Linked DNA regions of Homo sapiens: region 1 is linked to region 2. A link is a loop called in an ENCODE intact Hi-C map of the cell type or tissue named here. Cell type or tissue: Calu3. All regions are shown on one strand.

Region 1 (8,000 bases), 200 kb after region 2:
GGAGTATGTTAAAGTGGAATTGTGGAAGTATAAAATAGGGATAAGAACTCTTTTTCAGAATTCATGATTAATGTGATCCATAAGTAAAAAGTAATGTGATCCAAAACACAAAGTATCAAGCAGATCAATTAAAATTTTTAAAAATGCAAACAGACAATTTTAGTGAAACAGAGCTAAAGATAATAAGAAGCTTATAAAAGCAGACAGAAAGAAAAGACAGATCACCTGCAAAAGAATAATTATACTAAAAACGAACTTCCTCTAACAGTAAAAATGGATGTCAGGAAGCAGTGGAAGAGTATCTTCAAAGTGCTGAGAGAGAAACTATCAACATAGAAATGTATATTCTGCAATCTATTTCTTCAATAGTTGTTTCAATAGAAAATGTTTTCTGAAAAACAGACACAGATTTTTTACCTCCAAAGATCCTTCATTGAGAGAAAATCTGAAGAATATACCTCAGAAAAAGAGTATGTTACTCCAGAAAAAAAACCTGGGATGCAAATGAATTGCTAAACATATCAATAAATCTAAACAATTTTATCTGTATAAAACAATAATTATTATCATACATTATTTTTGCAGATGATTTGTGTGATCAAAACGAAAGACAACTAAAATACTGGAAAATGACATTGCATAAGTTAGGAGGGGGAGATTGAAGTGTTTTTAGCTCTTCTTTCAGTTTTTTACTTCTTAGTGACAGGTCATCCTTTGGTCTTAAGCAGCAACAGCAATAATTTTAGTATCTTTCACGTTTCTGTGGGTCAGGAATTCAGGAAGAACTAGGCTGAACAGATCTGTCTCATGATCTCTCACATGGTGGCTGGAGTTGAAATAGCAAAGGCTTGGAGCAGCCGGGGCTGGCCAAACATCTCCCTTCCTGTGTAGTCTCAGGGCTTTCTGTGTGGTTTCTCCTTGTGAATTAGTGTGGGCACCCTCACAGCATGATTGACTCCAGAAAGTTGGACTGTTTACATGGCAGCTGGCTTTCCCCAAAGCTAGTGTCCATAGAGAACAATTGGAATTGCGTGATGTTTTAATAGCCTTACATGGGAAGTGTGCTAGCATCACTTTCATCATACTCTATTGCTTGAAGCAATCACAAAGTCCCACCCAGGTACAAGAGAGAAGAGTTCTAGCACAGATCCACCTCTTGTTGGGGGGGGAGTTCTCAAGTCACATTATTAGAGTATGCATGGTAGGAGAGTTTTTGTGGCCATCTCTGGAAAATATAATCTGCCACAGTCTGCCCTTGGGTCACAACAATTTATATCCCTCACATATGCAAAATAAACTCATTGCCTTCCTGAAGACCCTCAAGATCTATTCCATTACAGCATCAATTTAAAATCCAGGATCTCCAAAAGGTTGAAAGAGGAACAGCAACAACAACAAAAACCAGAAAAGAATAAACTGAAAACAAAAATACAGCAGAGTGGGTCCAAAAAGCCAAAGTTGATACTTTGAAAAGTCTACCACAATTAACGAACCTTTAGTAAAGTTGATAAATAAATAATAATTATTTTAAAATAGACTTTTCATGATTTTTCTACAAATCCATACTAAAAAAACAAGAAAAAACTCTACTGTACACAAATATATTACATACATAATAAATGGATAATGAGAATAAAATGGTATCTCCAAACCTAAAAAAAAGCCAGTGATTTTGTAACTTATGATATATCCATATTGATGGTATACTATACAAAGATATTATGGATTAATATACATAAATGGTTTCAATAAATGGTGAAATGCTCATGTTCTAATATTAAGTGAAAAAAATAAATATATAAATGTGTAAATATATAAAATTATATATATAGTTATGTTCAGAGAAAATCTCTAAGGAAAAAAAATCAACATTTTCCAAAGTTGCAAAATTTTATAATGGGGAAAAAAATTATTTAAAAAGCAGACCTTGGCTGGGCACAGTGGCTCACACCTGCAATCCCAGCTCTTTGGGAGGTAGGAGGCTGAGGTGGGAGGACTGCTTGAGGCCAGGGGTTTGAGACCAGCCTGGGCCATATAGTGAGACCTTATCACTACAAATATAAAAAATAAAAAATTAGCCAGACATGGCGTCTATAGTGCTAGTTGCTTAGGAAGCTGACACAGGAGGATTACTTGAGCCTAGGCGTTCAAGGCTGCAGTGAGCTGTGATCATGCCACTGTACTCCAGCCTGGATGACAGAGTGAGGCCCCATCTCTTTAAAAAAAGGCCTTGTTATTTTATAATTTTTCCTAATGTTAACTTATTTTGACAATACCACAGCCCTGTGAGTTGGAGGGGCAAACAATATGAATAAAGCCCTGATTTTGTGTGTGGGTTCCTGCCCTTCCAGATTTAAGTGAGATTAACTTGAACTCCAAATTTTATGTACTTAATTCAGAGTCAGAACGTTCTCCACATCTTTCCGGTAACCTTGTCCTGAGAGCAGCTAAGGTGAGCATAGCACCAAGAACACAGGACCTGACACACAGGAGTTACTGCATAAATGTCCATTTATCTTCTTTCTTTCTTTCCCTCTGTGAAGCTCTAGTCTTCAGTGTTAATAGCAGATCAGATCAAACATTACTCTAAAAGCAAAATTAGCACATAATTAGTAAATAAATATTTGAATAGCCCAAGTTCTCATGGCACTTTCATGCAGGCCCACTGAGAGTGGGTTGCACCCAGTGGAGAAACATTAGGGGAGGACCCAGCAAGGGTACGAGGTGGAGAATCTTTACCCAGGATTTATATTGATATGCCGATATGCCACTGGGCCAACAATTTGTACCAGCTTTCTCCCATCCACCCCTCCTCAGCCCTCTTTTTAAAGTGTGCTTCAGTTAAATATATTTTCAAATCAGTAAAATGTCAGTGAGTTGCAATTTCAGTGAAAGAAAATGTGCGGAGGGGTTTCTGTCAGCTAATAGAACAGCATTGGCTGTGTGATGAAAGATGAGTTGTTCAACCACTCTCTGCATGGAATGTGGCAGAAAACATTTAAGTCAGCACCAGAATTTTGTTTTGAAGGTGTGCTGTCTGTATATGGAACTGTTTCTTGCTGAATTCTAGGGATCAGGGAGAAACTCAAGGGCCTGTGTTGTTTCGGGAGTGGAATCTGAGTAATAGGTGAGTGTGGAATTGTTGGGATAAGCAAAAGAGAGGGGTTGAGGAAGAAAGAAGGTCTAGAGAAGGGAGACGTGGTAAAGGAGCAGGAGAGAAATCTTTGGGAAACTTAGGCATGTTGGCTAGAAACAAACTGAAATGTCTAAAATCAATTGTAAGTTGTTTTTCAGAGAGTGCGTGTCCTGAAATTATTTCCCCTTAATTCTCTCTTAAGTTCTATGACTCTTCAGATTTCTAATGTAGCCATGCATTTTTGTCAGTTTTGTATGTGACATTAGCGTGTGTATGTGCACGTGTGTGTGTGTGTGTGTGTGTGGTGAAGGGAATGTGCTTCATTCATTTGGGATCAACATGGTTTGTTCTCCTGGGTAATGGCACTGAGGGGACAGAGAGGACCTGGAGAATATAACCCTCCTAGGGATGTTCAGATGCAAATCCTGGGAAACGCCACTTTAGCAGTTGACTGCATACCCCTTTTGGAACGTACAGACAACCTTTTGACTTACAAAGCTATTTCATTACAGCCAAGGCATTTGTGCCCCAGCTTAACTGTGGAAGGCAAACTTTAAGTGTAAAGTGTGAAACTGGCTAATTATCTTACCAATTCCATATATGCCAAGAGCCTCTTTGAGCAAGATGGTAGGGGTCCATCTGTGAACAATTCATTGCACAGAGTTGATTATGTATTCCGTGATTTCAGATTGTCCAGCTACTAATGAACTTTCTTCATTATCCTCATGAAAACGGATGACAGTAACATTTATTAGTATGTGAATATTTCTATTACTTTATTAAAATAAAAATGACTTTATTGCTAAATTTATATTTGTAATTCATTTTATTGGAGAATAGAAACCCTGTAGATTAAATAGAATATAGTCCCAATGATTACTAATTGTATTGCATTGGATTATATATTGTTTAAAACAATATTTTTATTTTAAAAAAGTTTTCTTTCCAACTGGAATTATAAAAACATATCTGTATAAGTTTCTGTTACTAAGTTGCTTTAATTTGTTTAATAGAATTTTAAAAATCAGAGCTTTAGTGTTATTGCATTTATAAATCATGATATGCATTTTTAACCGAAGTTTCCACTGTAGCTTTCATATCTGAATCTCTTTGGACACACACACCCTGCGCACACACACAATACATGCGCTCACACACGTGCACATACACACACTAATGAGACAAAGGAGAATCAGAATCACAATGCAAATTGTTGACAAGGTCAGAATATAAATTAGTGGGACAGATATCATATTTGATAAATATTATTGCAAATACAAATGAAGGGAAAGGCAGAAAAAGGAAGTGCTACCCACATGGTTAAATTACCATATTTTATTGATTGTGAGCTGCACAGTTTTTAATATTTTAACATCTGTGAAACAGCTGCTTCTTACAGCCTCTGTTGTCCAGTTGGAAGCTGAGGCATAGTTGGCACTGGGAGTACATAGTTGTCACCTTGCTCATAGCTGCTCCTATGCTGTCCTCCTAATTAAATTATGCACATTGTTGTACTGCACATGTTGAGTTTGATTGGCATTTAAAATATCTCCAAAAAGATTGAATATCTATTGTGTATAAAGATGGAAACAAAGCCTGGGATGTAAATTTGATTTGTAAGCAGATTACTTCAGAGAAATAATGGAAGCAATTTTATATTTTCTTGTAAAGCAACATAAAAAAAGAAGAAGAAAATAACCACCAGCGGATGATGGTTTATTTTAAGTAGTTACTAAGATGTGTGCAAAATGATTGTCTAGACAAGGCAGATGAAAGTAGGAAAAATTGTTATGTTCCTTAGAATGGATGAAAAATGCCAAAGCAAGAAGAGACTAGTACAGGACTATTCACAATACTATTATAGAAACACTGAGGCATGGTTTTATTGGCAGTGTTTTTTTCTTTATAGTTAGTAAATAATATCTTTTTTTTTTTTTGAGACAGAGTTTTGATCTGTCACTCAGGCTGGAGTGCAGTGGTGCGATCTCAGCTCACTGTAACCTCTGCCTCCTGGGTTCAAGTGATTCTCCTACCTCAGCCTCCCGAGTAGCTGGAATTACAGGCACCCACCACCACGCCCAGCTAACTTTTGCATTTTTAGTAGAGACAGGGTTTCACCATGTTGGCCAGACTGGTGTCGAACTCCTGACCTGAAGTGATCCGCCCACCTTGGCCTCTCAAAGTGTTGGGATTAAAGTCGTGAGCCACTGCACCCAGCCAAATAATATATTATATTTGATAAAATATAATTTGTTTTAAACAAAAAAATCTGCCAATTCCTCTGAAATACAAATGATTAGATAGAAAATAAAACAGGGAATATTTGGAGGAAGCATGGCACATAAAAGAAAATACTAAGCACTGCACAACCATGAGGCACATAGAACTGATACGCTGAGAGGTAAGTAATGCATGTATTAGCATTATCCTGATTTTTCAGTGAAAACTTTTGTGACAGACAAGTTAGGTGATTTGCTTCAATCAGCTATTAAGTGGCAGATTAGGCACTTGAACCTAGGTCTTTGGACCCTTTTTTTTTTGAGAAGTAGTTTGAGAGATACTGTGGAGGGGTTTATGGTTGGCATCGCAGCTTACCCGTGTTTTACTGCGAGAGAAGAGAAAACAAGAAAATTCCAAGAGGTCAATAATGAGTTTACCATTTAAAAGAGAAAAGGAGGATTTATTGACTTGAGATACTTGAGTGAAACTCCTGGGGAGACAAAAAAGGGTGATTTATGATTCTGTACTCTGTATTTCAAAGATTCTGACAGTAACAGAATACATGAAAGGTGAAAGAATGCATGCTCAGTAAATGTTAAAAAAAAAAATACACCACCACAGTACTCTACTCTTAAACTTGATTGATATTTTTGCTGGGATTTTATTTCTACTTTGGAAATCCTTTTAGCATTTCGAAGATGTTCCTCCAATGTTTCTTCCTAGATTCAGTGTTGCTTCTGAGAAAACTGATGTCATTGTGATTCCTGATCTTTTGTGTATGACCTGTACGTCTACTTACCCCTGCATTCTAATCTGGTCGTCTTCCTCGCCTCATATTTTGAAATTTCACAGTGATACGCCTAGTGATTGGCTTAATTTCATTCATTGTGCTGGCACGCAGTGGACCTTTTCAATCTGCAAGGTTATGTCCTTTCATTTTGGATATTTTTCTTGAGTTATTGCCTTAATTCTGCTTTGCCAATTGCAGTAGTCAGTTGTTAGTTCTCTTATTTGACCCACCGGGAACATGTGACACATTGATTTTTCTCTCCTTAAACCACTTACTTCACTTAGTTTCCAAGTCAATGCTGTTTAGATTCTCTTGCCATTTTATTTTTTATTTATTTTTATTTTTATTTTTTTGAGGCAGAGTCTCTGTCACCTGGCTGGAGTGCAGTGGCGAGATCTTGGCTCACTGCAACCTCCGCCTCCCGGGTTCAAACCATTCTCCTGCCTCAGCCTCCTGAGTAGCTGGGATTACAGGCATGCGCCACCATGTCCGGCCTATTTTATTCACTTTCTACAGGATTTTATCCAGTCTCAGGGCTTAAATACTATATGTATATCCTCTGATGACTCTTAAATTTGTACTCTGAGACCTATTCTTTTATCTCCAGACTCATATACCTAACTCCCAGCTTGGCTAATCTATTTGGATATGTAATATGAATATCAAACTTAAAATAACCAGTACAGAACTCCTAATTCCCCCTTTTCTGCAAACCTGTGTATTCTGTCATTTTCCCCATCTCAAAGAAATGGAAACTCCATTTTTCATTTGCTCAGCTCAAAAACCTTGAATTGGAGTCCCCCTTGGCTTATTTTATTAAATCCACTGCTAAATTACGGTGGCTCTACTTTCGTATTTTATGACCATTATTCACCTCCTCCACTGTCATGACCTTGGTCCATGTGTCTCCCGAATAATTGCAGTCATCTCCCAATAAGTTTTTATGCTTCCAGCCTCACCACTGTGCTGTTTAGTAACTTATTGCCTCTCAGCTGCAAAACCACTTTCATATACCCTGGTTTGTGTTGCTGAAACCATGATTTTACAAATCACGTTTCCCCCTTGCCAGCTAGTTTCTGACTGGGGGCACTAGAGGGACACTATGGGAGGCTGAAAGGGGAAAGAGATTTGTTCCTTCCTGCTGGTGTCCTGTGGGTCTCCTGTCTCCTTGTGGTTCCTATGAGAATAACCCTAGCAACCATTCTTTTCCATAGCAGTAGCTAAATTCAAGTGGCAGCATTTCTCAGCACTTTAAACTTAGTCAACACACATGTAAGAGATTCTTATTCTTGTCTTTTAAACTTTGACATTTGTAAAACCACAACAACCCAGTCTAAGAATAAAGCAATTCTTTGGGAGGCTGAGGCAGGCGGATCATGAGGTCAGGAGATCGAGACCATCCTGGCTAACACGGTGAAACCCCGTCTCTACTAAAAATACAAAAAATTAGCCGGGCGTGGTGGTGGGTGCCTGTAGTCCCAGCTACTCGGGGGGCTGAGGCAGGAGAATGGCGTGAACCCGGGAGGCGGAGCTTGCAGTGAGCCAAGATCGCACCACTGCACTCTAGCCTGGGTGACAGAGCAAGACTCCATCTCAAAAAAAAAATAATAAACAAAAATAAAAATAAAAATCTTATTGCATTAGCACAAAGTAGAAGAATTAGTTTATCCTTGGCCATCCCAAACTCTTATGCTTCTTTATTCTAGCCAGGCATTTTCTTCCCACATGGGCTGGTTTTTCTACTTTAAATTATCATTTCATCTTACAATTGTATCCTGTGGTACTCTTCACAGCTCAGAAAAAAAAAAGCTTATTCTAATTAATTTGATAAAATTATTAGTCTCTTACCTGTTT
Region 2 (8,000 bases):
GCTAGTATTTTATTAAGGATTTTAGCATCTAACTTCATCAAGGATATCTGTCTGTAGTTTTCTTTCGTGGTTGTGTCCTTTCCTGGTTTTGGTATTAGGGTGATGCTGGCTTCATAGAATGAATTAGGGAGGGTTCCTTCTTTATCTTGTGGAATAGTGTCAAAAGGATTGGTACCAATTCTTCTTTGAATGTCTGGTAGAATTCTTCTGTGAATCCATCTGGTCCTGAACATTTTTTTGTTGGTAATTTTAAAATCACTGTTTCAGTCTCACTGCTTGTTATTGGTCTGCTCAGGGTATCTAATTCTTCCTGATTTAAGCTAGGAGAGTTGTATTTTTCTGGGAATTTATCCATCTCGTCTAGGTTTTCTAGTTTATGTGCGTAAAGTTGTTCATAGTAGCCCTGAATGATCTTTTGTATTTCAGTGGTGTCAGTTGTAATATCTCCTGCTTCATTTCTTAGTGAGGTTATTTGAATTTTCTCTCCTTTTCTTGGTTAATCTTACTAATGGTCTATCAATTTTATTTATCTTTTCAAAGAACCAGCTTTTTGCTTCATTTATTGTTTGTATTTTTTTGTTTGTTTCAGTTTCACTTGGTTCTGCTCTGATCTTGGTTATTTCCTTTATTCTGCTGGGTTTGGGTTTGGTTTTGTTCTTGTTTCTCTAGTCCCTTGAGGTGTGACCTTAGATTGTCTGTTTGTGCCCTTTCAGACTTTTTGATATAGTTGTTTAGGGCTATGAACCTCTTATCATTGCCTTAACTGTATCCCAGAGGTTTTTGATAGGTTGTGTCATTCTTGTCATTCAGTTTGAATAATTTTTTAATTTCAATCTTGATTTTGTTTTTGACCCAATGCTCATTCAGGAGCAGGTTATTTAATTCCCATGTATTTGCGTGGTTTTGAAGGTTCCTTTTGGAGTTGATTTCCAGTTTTATTCCACTGTGGTCTAAGAGAGTGCTTGATATAATTTCAATTTTTTTAAATTTATTGAGGCTCATTTTATGGCCTATCATAGGGTCTGTCTTGGAGAAAGTTCCATGTGCTGTTGAATAGAATGTGTGTTCTGAGGTTGTTGGATGAAATGTTCTGTATATTTCTGTTAAATCCATTTGTTCCATGGTATAGTTTAAATCCATTGTTTCTTTGTTGACTTTCTGACTTGATGACCTGTCTAATGCTGCCAGTGAAGTATTGAAGTCCCCCACTATTATTTTATTGCTATCTATCTCATTTCTTAGGTCTGTTAGTAATTGTTTCATAAATTTGGGATCTCAGGTGTTCGATGCATATATGTTTAGGATTGTGATATTTTCCTGTTGGACAAGGCCTTTTATCAATATATAATGTTTCTCTGTGTCTCTTTTAACCGCTGTTGCTTTAAAGTTTGTTTTATCTGATATAAGAATAGCTACCACTGCTCACTTTTGGTGTCCATTTGCATGAAATGCCTTTTTCCACCCCTTTATTTTAAGTTTATGTGAGTCCTTATCTGTTAGGTGAGTTTTTTGAAGGCAGCAGATGGTTGGTGAGCTCTTATCCATTCTGTGGCTCTCTATTTTTTAAGTGGGGCACTTAGGCATTTACATTCAACGTTAATATTGAAATGTTAGGTACCATTGCACTGATCATGCTCTTTGTTGCCTATGTACTTTGTTTTGTTTTTTGTTTTTGCTTTTTTAACTTATATTTTTGTTTTATAGGTCCTGTGTGACTTATGCTTTAAAGAGGTCCTGTTTTGATGTGTTTCTAGGATTTGTTTCAGGATTTAGAGCTCCTTTTAGCAATTCTTACAGTGGTTGCTTGGTAATGGCAAATTCTCTCAGCATTTGTTTATCTGAAAATGACTGTATCTTTCCTTCATATCATGCTTAGTTTCACTGGATACAAAGTTTTTGGCTGATAATTGTTTCGTTTGAGTAGGCTGAAGATAGGGCCTCAATTCCTTCTAGCTTGTAGGGTTTCTGCTGAGAAATCTGCTGTTAATCTGATGGGTTTTCCTTCATAGGTTACCTGGTGCTTCTGTCTCACAGCTCTTAAGATTCTTTCCTTCATCTTAACTTTGTATAACCTGAGGACAATGTGCCTGGGTGAAGATCTTTTTGCGGTGAATTTCCCAGGTGTTCTTTGTGCTTCTTGTATTTGCATGTCTAGGTCTCTAGCAAGGCTGGGGAAGTTTTCCTTGATTATTCCCCCAAATATTGTTTTCCAAGCTTCTAGAATTGTCTTCTTCCTCAGGAACACCGATTATTCTTAGGTTTTGTCATTTAACACAATCCCAGATTTCTTGGAGGCTTTGTTCATATTTTCTAATTCTTTTTTCTTTGTCTTTGTAGAAGTGGGTTAATTTGAAGACCTTGTCTTCGAGCTCTGAATTTTTTTCTTCCACTTGTTCAGTTCTATTGCTGAGACTTTCCAGAGCATTTTGCATTCCTGAAGTGTATCCAAAGTTTCCTGAATTTTTGATTTTTTGTTTAAGTTATCTATTTCCTTGGATATTTCTCCCTTCTCTTCTTGTATCATTTTTTGGATTTCGTTGCATTGGCCTTTGCCTTTCTCTGGCCCCTCCCTGATTAGCTCAATAACTAACCTCCTGAATTCTTTTCAAGATAAATAAGAGATTTCGTCTTGGTTTGGATCTATTGCTGGTGAACTAGTGTGATTTTTGAGGGGGTATTGATGAGCCTTGTTTTGTCATATTACCAGGGTTGGTTTTCTGGCTCCTTCTCATTTGAGTAGGTTCTGTCAGAGTCTAGGGCTGAAAGATGTTGTTTGGATTTTTTTGTCCCATGGAGTGTTCTGTTGGTGTAGTACTCTCCCACTTTTCCTGTGGTTGTGGCTCCCTGTGAGCTGAACTGCAGTGATCGTTGTCTCTCTTCTGGGTCTAGGCATTCAGAGAGTCTACCCAGCTCTGGGCTGGTACTAGGGGTTGTCTGCACAGAGTCCTGTGATGCGAACCATCTATGAGTTTCTCAGCCATGGATACCAGTGCCTGTTCCAGTGGAGGTGGCAGAGGGTGCAATGTACTTTGTGGGGGCCCTTAGCTTTGGTGGTTTAATGCTCTATTTTTGTGCTGGTTGGCCTCCTGCCAGGAGGTGGCACTTTCCAGAAAGCATCAACTGTAGTAGTGTGGAGAGGGGCCAGTGATGGGTGGGGCCCAAGAACTCCCAAAATTATATGCCCTTTGTCTTCCACTACCAGGGTGGGTAGGGAAGGACCAGCAGGTGGGGGTGGGGCTAGGTGTGTCTGGGCTCAGACTCTCCTTGGACGGGTCTTGCTGTGGCTGCTGTGGGGCATGGGGTGAGATTCCCAGATCACTGGAGTTGTGTACCTAGGAGGATTATGGCTGCTTCTGTTGAGTCATGCAGGTTGTCAGGGAAGTGGGAGAAAGCCGGCAGTCACAGACCTCACCCAGCTCTCACACAAACCAAAGGGCCAGTCTCACTCCCACCGTGCCTACCACAACAGTCCGAGTCTGTTTCCAGGTGCAGGGCGAGACAGGCTTGAAAACTTGCCCGAGGCTTTCTGTCTCCTAGCCGCGAAAGAAAAGAGCTTTAGTTCTTCCCCTGCCTGTGAAGTCTGCAAGCCAGATTTGTACCCTCCCCCAAGTTCTGACTAGGAGGTTTCTCACCTCGTTCAAATTGTTACAAAGTTCAGCCAGGGAATTCCTTCTCCCTGTGGAGTTTTACCCTCTGCTCTTCTGGCCACCCTCCTGATGGATCCCTGCGGTGCCAGGCAGGAATGGGCAGCTTGGGGACCCACTGAGCCCCCAGGGCCTTTCTGCTGCTTTCTCTACCCCTGTATTTTGTTTGGCTCGGCTCTCTAACTTGACTCAGCTCCAGGTAAAGTTGGAAACTTCTCCCACAAACAGACCTTCAGCTTCTCCAGTGGGGGTGTGTGTTCAGAAGAGGAGGGTCTCCCTTTCCAACTTCCACAGTTGGGGCACTCACAGTATTTAGGGTGTCTCCCAGGTCCCGCAGGAGCCGTTCGCTTCCTTCAGAGGGTCTGTGGCTCCTCTCAGGATTGCTGGTTTGTTCTTACAGCCAATCTGGAGCTAAAATTCACAGTGCAAGCATCTGTATGTTGCTCTCTCCGGAGCTGCAATCTAGTCCAGCCTCCCATCTGCCATGATCCCTACAGGCTAAAATTTATTAATCTTTTAAGTATTTAACTTTGTATGACTGTTGGCTTCTGTTTTAACAAATTCTTCCTTGCCACAAAGTCAAAATTTATTGGAGTATATTGAGGTCTAGTTATATGCGAAAAATTTTACCTGTTTTGTGTGTGGAATTCCATAAATTTTGAAAAGCACTTGTAGTTGTGTAACCATCATTGTAAACAAGATCTAGAACATTTCCATCACCCGAAAAAGTTTCTTCCTGCCCCTATGTAATGAATCCCCTCTACCAGCACCCAAACCCTGAAACTGCTGATCTGTTTTTTGTTCCCAAGTTTACCTTTGCAAGAATGTTATATAAATGGAATAATTCAGAATGTTTCCTTTTGAGTCCAGCTTCTCTCACTTAGCATGATATATTTGAGATTCGTCTGTATTGTTCCATGTATTAACACTTCATTCCCCCCTTTATTTCTGAGTAGTGTTCTATCATATGGATGCAACACAATATGTTTATCCATTCACCAACTGGTGTCCACTGGGTTGTTTCTAGTATTTGGAGATTATTAATAAAACCCTACAAACTTTCATGTACAGGTCTTCTTGTGAGCATAAGTTTCCATTTCTTTTGGATCAATACCTAAGGGAAGGATTGCTTATCATATGTGTCAAATGATAAGTATATGTTTAATGATATGAAATTGCCAAACTGCTTTCCAAAGTAGCTGTACCATTTTGCATTCCCACTCACAATGTATGAGGGTTCTTTTTGCGTTGCATCCTCACCAGTGCTTGGTATTCTCAGTTTGGTTTTAGCTACTCTAGTAGGTGTATCTCACTGTGATTTAAATTTACATTTTCCTAATGACTAATAATATTATGAGTAATTTTTCACATGCTCGTTTGCTATCTACATTTCTTCCTTGGTGATATGTCTGTTCAAGTCTTTTGATCATTTTTGTATTTTAAATTGATTTTTGATTGAGTTCCTCATATATTCTGTGTATCAGCGGTTTCTTATTTAAATAACATATGTGTTTTGTGGACATTTTCTTTCAATCTGTGACTTGTCTTTGCATTCTTTTAACATTATCTTTTAAGGAACAGAAGTTTTTAATTTTGATGAAGTGATGAAGTCCAATTTATCATTTTTTAATTTTGTGGTTCATGCTTTTTGTGTTCCACCTAAGAAATGTTTGCCTAATGCAGATCACAAAGATTATCTGGAAGTTTCAGAGTTTTTGGCTCTACATTTAGGTGTGTGATCATTTCAAATTACACTTTTATATGGTGTCAGGTTTGGTCAAGGTTGGTTTGTTTGTTTTTGCATATAATGTTCAACTGCTCCAGCACTATTTGTTGAAATGACTAGCTTTTCTTCATTGAATTGATTTGACATCTTTGTTGAAAATTGTTTGGTCACATATATATGAATTTATTTCTGGAGTCTGTCATGTGTTCCGCTGATCTGCAAGTCTGCTCCTTTTCCAATACTGCACTTCTTGATTCCTGAAACTTATAGTTAGTCGGCAAATAAAGGAATGTAAACCCTCCAACTTTGTTCACATTTTTTCAAATAAACCTTTTGGCTATTCTAGTTTTTTGTTTGTTTTTTTCCTCCATAAAATTAGAATAGGTCTTACAATTTTTATTTAAAACAAGCCCCAAGCTGATATTTTTGATTGAAATTGTGTTGAATCTATAGACCAGTTGAGAGAGCATTGACAGCTTAACAATATTGAGTCTTCCAATTCATAAACATTGTATTGCCCTCTGTTTATTTGATTCTCTCATCAATGTTTTAGAGTTTTTAGCACGCAAATCTTATTCATCTTTGGGGGCATTATATTGATTTCAGATTTATTTTGGTCTTATTATAATGGTACTGTTTTAGTTTTAATTTTAATTTCCAGAAATTATTTATTTTTAGTATATACAAATATAATTGATTTTTTACATCGATCTTATATCCTGCAGCCATTTATTAATTTTAGTATCTTTTTGTAGAATCATTTCCAGGTTTCTATCAGTGGAGTTACCCATTGTCATGATAACAAATAGTAATAGTTTTATTTCTTTCTTTTCAATCTGGATGATTTTTACTTCTTTTTCTTGTTTCTTATTAAATTGGCCATATTAATAATTATTTTAGTAAATTATTAAGTACAATGTATAGTGGTAAGAGTGGACATCCTAGCCTTGTTCCAGCTCTTAGGGGGAAGGCATTTAGTATTTCACCGTTAACTGTGATGTTATCTGCATGGTTTTCTAAAATGCTCTTTAAATTTTGTCAAATGTTTATTCTGCATCTATCAATGTGATTACATGGATTTTCTTCTTTAGTTTGTTGACATCATGAATTACACTTATTGATTTTTAGAAACTAAACCAAATGTTCCCTCTTCTTCTACTTTACAGAAGAGTTTATCTACAATTGATGCTGTTTGATCCATAAATGTGTGATAGAATTTGCCAGCAAAGGTATCCAACACTTGAGTTATCTTTGTTGGCAGGTCTTTAACTATGAATTAAATCTATTAATAAATATAGGGCTATTTAGGTTATCCTTTTCTTTTTGTTTAAACTTTGGCAGTTTGTGTCTTTCAAGGAATTTGTCCCTTTTTTCCTCAATTGTTGACTTTATTGGCATAGAGTTATTCGTAATATTATCTTCTTATTTTTTTTTAATATCTGTAGAATCTGTAGTGATATGTCTGCTATTATTCCAGATATTGGTAATTTGTGTCTTCCTTTTTTTTTTTCCTCAATCACGTCAGTTTGGATAGAAGTTCATTTCATCTATTGATCTTTTCAAAGTACTGACTTTTGATGTCATTGATGTTTTTCCCTATTTTTCTCGGTTTTGGTTTTGTTTCTGCTCTTTTTTTAAAATTAAAAATATATTTAGGAGGTACAAGTGCAGACTTCTTACATGTATCCATTGCATAATGGTGAAGTCTGGGCTTTTAGTGTACCAATTACCAAACAGTGAACATTGTACCCAATAGGTAATTTTTCACCCCTCACTCCTCTTCCTACCTCCCACATTTTGTAGTTCCCAATATCTATTATTCCACTGTCTATGTCCATGTGTACCCATTGTCTAGCTCCCATTTATAAGTGAGAGCATGCAGCATGTGACTTTCTGTTTCTGAGTTATTTCACTTAGGACAATGGCCTCCAGTTCCATCCATGTTGCTGCAAAAGACATGATTTCATTCTTTTTTATTGCTGAGTAGTATCCCATGTGTGTGTGTATGTGTGTGTGTGTATATATATATATATATATATATACACACACACATAAATATATCTCCATGGTGTGTGTATGTGTGTATATATATGTGTGTGTGTATATATATATATATATATATATATATACACACACACACCATGGAGATATATATATGTGTACATATGTATATATATATATATTTACATATATATACACACATATTCACACACCCTGGAGATACACACACACACACACACACCATGGAATACTACTCAGCAATAAAAAAGATATATATATCATATATCTCTATATATATCTATATATCTCTATATATATCTATATATATCTATATATCTCTATATATATCTATATATCTCTATATCTCTATATATCTATATATCTATCTCTATATATCTATATATATCTATATATCTATATCTATATATCTATATATATCTATATATCTATATATCTATATATCTCTATATATCTCTATATATCTATATATCTATATATCTCTATATATCTATATATCTATATATCTATATATCTCTATATATCTATATCTATCTATATATCTATATCTATCTATATCTATCTATATATCTATATATATCTATATATCTATATATATCTATATATCATAT

Evidence for each region. A loop is a pair of places that touch in the nucleus more often than their neighbours do. Peaks named below come from ENCODE experiments on the same cell type or tissue, not always from the same donor. Only the 100,000 strongest peaks of a DNase experiment are listed, where the experiment ranks them.
Region 1: it touches region 2 in a loop (2.3-fold over the local background); 3 of 110 quality-filtered maps call a loop at or near these places.

What each region holds. Positions count from the first base shown.
Region 1 is chr12:22,231,333-22,239,332 of GRCh38, reverse strand. All of the region lies in intron 4 of ST8SIA1 (ST8 alpha-N-acetyl-neuraminide alpha-2,8-sialyltransferase 1), which reads left to right. Among named protein-coding and RNA genes, the nearest start is that of ST8SIA1, 99 kb to the left of the region's middle. In Calu3, no CTCF peak of the experiment used is centred here; no DNase peak of the experiment used is centred here.
Region 2 is chr12:22,432,719-22,440,718 of GRCh38, reverse strand. No RefSeq gene overlaps it. Among named protein-coding and RNA genes, the nearest start is that of ST8SIA1, 100 kb to the right of the region's middle. RefSeq lists enhancers at 2,841-3,448, 3,449-4,056. In Calu3, no CTCF peak of the experiment used is centred here; a DNase peak (open chromatin) is centred at 3,428.